Regions from separate parts of the Homo sapiens genome. Here region 2 is linked to region 1. A link is a contact called in ENCODE Hi-C or POLR2A ChIA-PET data. All regions are on one chromosome and are shown on one strand. The core of a region is the stretch at or near the end of the contact, and the rest is flanking DNA. Distances in the headings are between cores, read along the strand shown. Region 1 overlaps ATP8B4 (ATPase phospholipid transporting 8B4 (putative)). Region 2 overlaps ATP8B4 (ATPase phospholipid transporting 8B4 (putative)).

Region 1 (3,939 bases), core at 1,360-3,859:
GGGAGAAAACACAATATCCTCATACCCAACTTCTTTTGTCCTCTAAGAAACTGTCTACAAGAAGATACATTTATTGTCCAAACCCTAAAGTGAAAAATGATCATCAAAGCCAGAGAAAGATGTGAGATTAATTCCTTGTGCATATAAATTATAATTTCACTGGAGCGTAATTGGAGCTTTTGTATTTTAAATTAGAAACTCAGAAGAGTATTTTCATGTTTGTTCAAGATTCAGAATCTGAACTACATTAAAAGTACAATGCAAGTTCATTCTATTAGGACAAGAACCAGATTTCCTAATCAAAGCAAATTGTTTGGCATTGCTGTAAAATGCTGCTATTTAGAAAAACCACTAGAGGTATCTTAATGGCAATAATTTCGTATAGTAATTACATGAAGGTCAGGTTGTGCTCCACAAATCACAAACATTAGTAAGAGCAATAATTATAATACATCCACCCAGTTGCATTATTTTAATTAAGTAACAGTGAGCCGTAACACTCCCCTCTAGAAAGGCACTTAAATAATACTGCTAAGTGGTCTATAGTCATTTAGACAAGATTGATATTCTGTGAATTTAGCATTTCTTTGGAGCCTCCCCTTTACTGTGGTGATCCAAATAATAATGTATGAGATATATATTAGAAGTTTCCTTTCCCTTTGCAAACAGGAAATCATCGCATATGCCCTGTATCTAGTAGTGACATTTGTCTGGAAAAGACAAAGGAGGTCTCATTATGATAGCACAAAAGAGATGATTATTGCAGTGAAGAAAAAGAAAGGACAAAAACCTTAGGCAAACTCACCAAACTGTGGCCATTTATGATTAAGGCATAATCTCCTGTTATGGTTTCTTCTACAATAGAATCCAACTCCAGCTGCTGCTTTTTTTCACAAACTACATGGCCATTGGAAAAATTTCTGTTTTGTCCAAACAAATTTTGTTTTGCTTTCCTTAAAGGAGAGGGTGAAAAGTGAAACATAACAAAGCATACAGAGCATGCCTACTAATTCTAACAAGAAACTTGCCTAGAGGTAAATTTATTTCACCACTATTCAGAGAGAATATGGCATAAGACCCAGTTTCAGTAAGCAAGCTGGATAATTCTTTGTGATGGGAATATCTTAGCAAATTTCCAAATTCCAGGATGTAGGAGAGTAAACATAATGAAAATACAATATCTTGAATGTTTAAAATGACCTAAAAGCTAAATCACCATCTTGAGCTGTGTTTGAACTAGGGGATCTTGATAGATTTGGTACTTAAGACTGTCTGAGCTTCAAGGGCTTAAGAACCACTATCTGGCAGGCATGCTGTTAAATAATGGAAAGCACAAGACTAAAGACAATTGATGAAATCTTCTAGGAATTCCAGGACATCTATATATAAAATAAATTCATCAATTTGAGGTACAATGTAATACGATCCAGCTTAAAATAGTCCTCTGAGAAACATATTTTTTAAAAAAAATTTAACAAGAAGAAAAATGATGGTACTTACTGAATTGGCATAGCCATTATAATAGGATAGAACATTTTAAGCAAAAATTGTATTCAGCTTAAAAAATAGAATAAATCTTCTAGGAAAAAAACTAGACACCAAAATATAGAGGGTTGTTCCAAATGGAAACGCCCTCCAAATGCTCTAGATCTAATTAGCAGTAGCTATAAAGCAATCCTGCTCACATCCCATGCATCTCTGCCATCTAAGAGGAAGATTGTATGGTGACATAGCACACTTAGAAGTGGCATTCTACTGTTCTCTCCAAAATGGAAAGATGATGCCCTTAAAGGAAGGGAAATTCCTCTTCAAGAACAGTTGAGTGCAGGCTTTGAAGTAACATAAGGCAAGCTGACAAACCTACAGAAGCTTCAACCACGACCAGAGAACTATCCAGCATGGGTCATAACTGGCATTTACAAAATGAGCACTCAGGAGAACATGGAGAGTGAGAGAAGACCAGAAAGTGAATATTGTGTCTTTTGGCGAAATGAAATTACTCATCCTGTGTAGAAAATATTTATTAAAATGGTTTTATGCTGAGGCTCCTCTGAAAGAAGAGAATGTCCACTTACCAAAACAACTGTTTTAGCCCTCAGCTGTCTAATTATTTGAAAATGTAACACCAATTGTTTACATACTAAGTTTAAAAATAAAAATGATACAAAAAGATACATTAACTTCTAGCTCAATATCTCCTTCTGCTGTCCAAGACCAAAATCACATCTGCATTTAGGAACCCAGAGGTCACATGGTTCCAAGAATCATATCACACATTTAACAATCAGTTTGCAGAATCAAAGAAAAAGATGTATAAAGTCAGAGTGCTATGTGTGAAATTTAGGGAGTTACAAAGGGGAGAGGGAAGTAGAACAGACATGAAAAATCATTGTTGTAAGTGAGAGGATCAGACTTTCCCATCAGATAACTATGTCAGGGAATCCTCCTCACAGTCATGAAAATGTACAGTGCCAAATAATAAAGAAAGCAAGGGAGACAAGTTCCTTGGAAATGAACATTTCTCTGACAATGTTGCAGAGCTCATAAATTGTGACTTCAGAAAGCACCACAGGGAAAACATCTCCTGAGTACTCCTTTTGAGTAAAGTTCTCACTCGCTGTATAAATGACTCAATCTGTTTTCCCCTTAGAGAGTAAAAACATTCCAAAGAAGGGTGAAGTTCATGAAAGTATTGGCTGAAATTCTATTTACTTAGGATTTTTTTCTCCTTAAACTGTCTTCCTAACATCTCACATGAACCCTTTTCCAGGCAGAAAAGGGACAGTTTTTCTGGCTCTGCTGAAATTGTCACTGCACTTTCTCTGTACAGGCCAACGTCTCTTGGCCAGATTGGGCTTTCATATTTTTAGACCTTTGCCCACGCTCTGTAGCTGTCATTTCTTTTTCTTCCTGGAATTTAGCTCTTCAAACACCAGCTGGTTCTCACAAAAACGATTTATTAGGAAGGGAAAAAGCTACACATAACTCCCTTCAATGACTATGAGCTATACATTTTTGAAGCGTACACACAATGCTTAACCACATAATACAAATAACAAATGCTAAAACAAAAGAGTGCCTGTTTTTTCCAAGCTGCGTAATGAAGGGCAGTTTATTACAATTCTTGGCATGCAGAATCGCATTAACAGTTGAGGCAACTGTGGCATTCACAGCCCCATGTCACTACAAGCACAGCAAAGCATAGTTAGGCACATACTGGCTTGCATACAACCTATAAAGAAGAAAAGAGGATGGTTGGAAAAAAGAGTCGTTTAGTCAGTCCTCTTAAGGCACTCTATATTGAAAGGTTAAATTGATCTGTTGTGGCCAGGCACAGTGGTTCATGCCTGTAATCCCAGCATTTGGGGAGGCTGAGGCGGGCAGATCACCTGAGGTCAGGAGTTCAAGACCAGCCTGAACAACATAGAGAAACCCCCATCTCTACCAAAAATACAAAATTAGCTAGGCTTGGTGGCACATGCCTGTAATCCTAGCTACTCGGGAGGCTGAGGCAGGAGAATCACTTGAACCTGGGAGGCGGAGGTTGCAGTGAGCCAAGATGGCGCCATTGCACTCCAGCCTGGGCAACAAGAGCAAAACTCCGTCTCAAAAAAAAAAAAAAATCGATCTGTTGGAAATGGATTGAAACCATGACATCCTGTTTAAAAGAAGAAAATCTGGACTTTGATATGAAAGCTGGAGCTTTGAGCTTGGAACCTGGAAACCTGGGTTCAGACTGCCTCTGACATCTTATGTTTGTTTCCACAGTTGAGTTATCTGACCTCTAGCCACTTGATTAGCCAGCGACAGATCCATGGCTGGAACCTACGTCTTCATATTCACAGTTCTTGGTCTACTGCACCAAGCTGGTTTACACATAGAGTCAGCCACAGACTGCCTCTAGGTTGGACTAAGACACAGTGCTGGAGGGACAGTTTT
Region 2 (3,762 bases), core at 193-2,692, 43 kb before region 1:
TTTAGATTCCAGTTTTTTCATATTCTCTTCCAATTGCTCTGTTATACTGATGTTGAGTTAACTGGAACTTAACTCATCTGTTTATGAAATAATTATGTTTTTAATAATTTCAGAGTTTGTGCTTTGACAGACAATCATCAACCAACCACATGAGGTAGGTAGTATGTCCTCATTTTACAGAGGAAGAAACTGAGTCTCAGAGAAGGCACATTATCGTCCAAGTTTATAGAGGTAAGAAGTGACAGAACTGAGGTTTTCACACAAATATGCCCGAATCACTTTATGGAAAATACACTGATGATTCATATGTGGACTGAAATTTGAGCTGCAACATCTCCAAAAAAACAACCTTACCTACATATGTTTACTACATGTTTGAATTATAAACATGACAGCTGAGTATCAAAAGCAACTAATTTTAAACAATCTAAACCTGAGTTTTTAAATAGTAATTAAAACAATTATTTATTAATTTGTTTGGCTTCAATTCTGAAGCTTTAAAAATTGGAAATGTTGAAAATATTTGCCCATAGACTATGTGGAATATTATCATTAAAGTGTGAAATTCCAGTGCTTTGCTGATTCTATTAATGGTCTGGATGATGCTCAGCAAATTACTACTGAGGTTGTTAGAAAAGCCATTGAAAAGTATTTAGAATACTTAGTGGCGAGCCTCTCTCACATTTCATAAGCATGTCCTTACATGACACAGACTGAGAGCTTTTTGAATAAATTTGATCAAATTACCAGCCTATCCTGCTGCAAAGATGTTCAGTCTCCTTTGTCCCTAGACTGGTATAAAAATGAGAAACACAAGCACACTTTTGTATTCTTCAGGCTTGGAAGCCATTTGTTGTCCTGGCTGAACAGACAGGTAGATATCAAGACTAAAGAGTGACATGCAACTCAGTCTGAAAGCAACACAGTACACGCTTTAAATTTTAAAAGTATACCTTGGGAAAGGCTGATCTTACAGATACATGTTTATCTGTCAATAGGCATGCTTTTCAGCTTGGATATATACCTTTAAAATGCACCCTTTTATCCGCCTGAGGATCCATTCAGTGAATATGCAGCTTTACAAGTTTTTCTCCATAAATAAGATTCTAAAGTTCAGGTCAATTGGTATCTAGGTTGATTTAAAAAAAAAAAAAATCTGTACTTGTAACAGCGAGTGTTTTGTCCACCAAATCACAAACCAGACAGTGACCCTCTGGCCTGGTTTTCCATAGCGCACACTCCTGTTTGATGGGCACTGGCAGTTGTCTGCCGCAGATTTAAGTTAAGTGAGGCAATCTGCCTGCCCCACCTCTTGCCTCAAATCTCAAACTCTGGAGCCAGCAGAATTTCAGCTCCACCTGAAGTGAAAAGATAACTACGTGGTTTAAATTCATATTGACTCACAGTTTCACTGTTTTATCCTGGCTAAAGCTGCTCACGGTGTCTGTGGTTTTCTTACATAAATTTTCAATCCAGCTAGTGCTATTATAATGTGTCTTTTCCAGCCCTGATGTTGGGGGTGGATTTTTAGCTCGCATATTTTTTCCAGATGTGATAAGCTCTCCATAGCCTTCTTGGTGAGCAAAAGCATATCCAGACCTTCTTGAGCTTGACCTGCGGGTCCGAGGCCTTCGGCTACTTGGAGGCCTTGCCTTCTTTTGAGCCTTCTGCCACCGGCGGATCTGGAGAGAAACAGACCCAAAGTGAGATGATGCATCCAAATGATAGACTCCAGGCAGTGGCCCACTTTGTAAAGTGAAAGCCTTTTTTTTTTATAAGTAAAAACAACATTGCAAAAGGAAGTTTTAAATCTAAAAACTAAGAAATTTTCCACCCAAAAGATAACACTGGGGGGGCACTGGTCCATTTTTATCTCTATCGAGACACTATTAAGTAATTAAGAAATATCAGACAAATTTCATTATTGTCTCTCATGTATCTTCAATGCATATGAGCATACATTTGTATAGAAAGATTTTCTAACATGCACCGCCCAAAGTCAGCATAATAATTTATAATTTCATTCTCCCAAAACAGCCTTTTTCCTCTCTTTTAGAGATTCTCTGGATCCAACAGTTGTCAGTAACTGGACTAGAAGAAAATTCAGAAAATGAGTCAGAAATATTCAATTCTTGTGGTAGCTCAACGTATCATGAGACTTCCAGGGTTTTGATTTCTTAGGTTTGTATGGCCTTTCTAAATGTTCCCTATTATGTGAGTAGGTTTCCCACAACTCTTTCATTCCCCTGTAAAGCTAAGGAGAAAAAGACCTGAGGTTTGCTGTACTCTTTCATTTCCCTGTAAAGCTAAGGAGAAAAAGACCTGAGGTTTGTTGTAAGCAACCTTGTTCTCTGGTTTGGCAAATCACTTGGATCCTGACTTTTGTGTCAGGAGAAAACCATCAAGCAGAACATCACGATCAAACTTATCGGACAAACAAGCACATCCTTCCTTCCTTAACTCATCCGCCATTTTCTGGGTTTATGTCAGAATGAGCTTGGAGAACCAAAGAGAGAGGACAGATATGACAAGGGACTCCGAATTTTTCCGGAAGGAATCTTTTTACACTTTGGTCCCAAAATGTCAGAGACATCATGATTAAAAAAAAATGTGTGTGTGTGTGTGTGTGTGTCTGTCTGTCTGTCTGTCTGTCTGTCTGTCTATCTATCTATCTATCTATCTACCTACCTACCTACCTACCTACCTACCTCAGTCTCTCTCAGCATCACTGGCCTGGTCCCACTCACCACAGCAGCATGTTCCCCCTTCTCATGACATGGCTATGAATGTTTGTCTCCCTTTCTCCTTTTCACGCTTTATCTGAGTCCTGACCTAAGTTGATATTGTCCTACTTACTCCTCTTCCCATGAAATTCTGAAATATGTTCTGTTAATTCTCCAGTTAAGGAATTTCTATAACCTGTTCTTCCTATTTTCCTTCCAAGTGTACTAATCTACCCAGCATGCTGCTCTTCCCCTTCTTAATCTGTTCAGAAGGTAACATCTCACCCATGTTTCTGAATCTGCTACTGGATTTCTACAAAAATGTTAAGCCCCTTTGACTCATACCATGCTTGTCTCTCTTTTATTGTGCTTGTACTTGCCCTCAAATCAGTATCTTTTCCTATAGCTTGCCTTTCCCTTGGAAAAATTGTCCAAAATGATGCCTGTGATCTTCTTTTTAAAAGTCAGCTTTTTAAAATACCCAGTTCAACTTGTAATTTATGACTCCCCATCCACATTTAGTATAGATGCCTCTCTTCATGGCACTAAGGACTAGTACATTCAAGATGTGGGAAGTCCCATCTATTCTGATGTGATCTCATGCACCAGTAGGTGTTTGCTTGTGACAATTTCATTAGCCCATCTCTGAGCTTCCAATAAGGCAGAAAAGGACACCATTTCAAGAGCCAAAAACCAGCCTTCAAGTATTCATCAGCACTGTGACATACCTGATCACTCAGGGTTGGGTATAAATCCACCTTCAAAAATCTGAATGCCACCACTGGCATAACTGAAGCCACTGTTGTTAAGAGAATTACAAGCCAGATGCACTTCTGGGTCAGGGAATGTCGTGCATTACCTATCAATCATTAAAGAAAATATACACTGTGGTTACAAGTAGGACTGAATTATTAATTAATAGGTTCTTTGTTCCTACAAGATCTTTTTTTTTTTTGAGATGGAGTCTTGCTCTGTCTTCCAGGCTGGTGGAATGCAGTGGTGCGATCTCAGCTCACTGCAAGCTCTGCCTCCTGCGTTC

The links. A loop is a pair of places that touch in the nucleus more often than their neighbours do. ChIA-PET counts read pairs that join two places held with the same protein, here RNA polymerase II (POLR2A). Pooled maps may share reads with other maps.
Region 2: a map of cardiac septum shows a loop between it and region 1 (3-fold over the local background). The contact joins two enhancer-like sites. A Hi-C loop is called at or near these places in 3 of 168 maps with a recorded cell type or tissue (ascending aorta, cardiac septum and mammary epithelial cell) and 7 of 50 pooled maps. POLR2A ChIA-PET finds 5 or more read pairs at or near these places in 5 of 52 experiments (AG04449, AG04450, BJ and 2 more).

What each region holds. Positions count from the first base shown.
Region 1 is chr15:49,900,287-49,904,225 of GRCh38, forward strand. ATP8B4 (ATPase phospholipid transporting 8B4 (putative)) reads right to left here. Exons shown (of 28, transcript NM_024837.4): 21 at 806-953. Among named protein-coding and RNA genes, the nearest start is that of ATP8B4, 220 kb to the right of the region's middle. Within about 2 kb of position 2,610, at least 4 of the 41 ENCODE cell types and tissues checked have a DNase peak (open chromatin) inside an H3K27ac peak, as active enhancers do.
Region 2 is chr15:49,858,794-49,862,555 of GRCh38, forward strand. ATP8B4 (ATPase phospholipid transporting 8B4 (putative)) reads right to left here. Exons shown (of 28, transcript NM_024837.4): 27 at 3,452-3,582; 28 at 1-1,682. The coding sequence ends at 1,401. Among named protein-coding and RNA genes, the nearest start is that of DTWD1, 240 kb to the left of the region's middle. Within about 2 kb of position 1,443, at least 3 of the 41 ENCODE cell types and tissues checked have a DNase peak (open chromatin) inside an H3K27ac peak, as active enhancers do.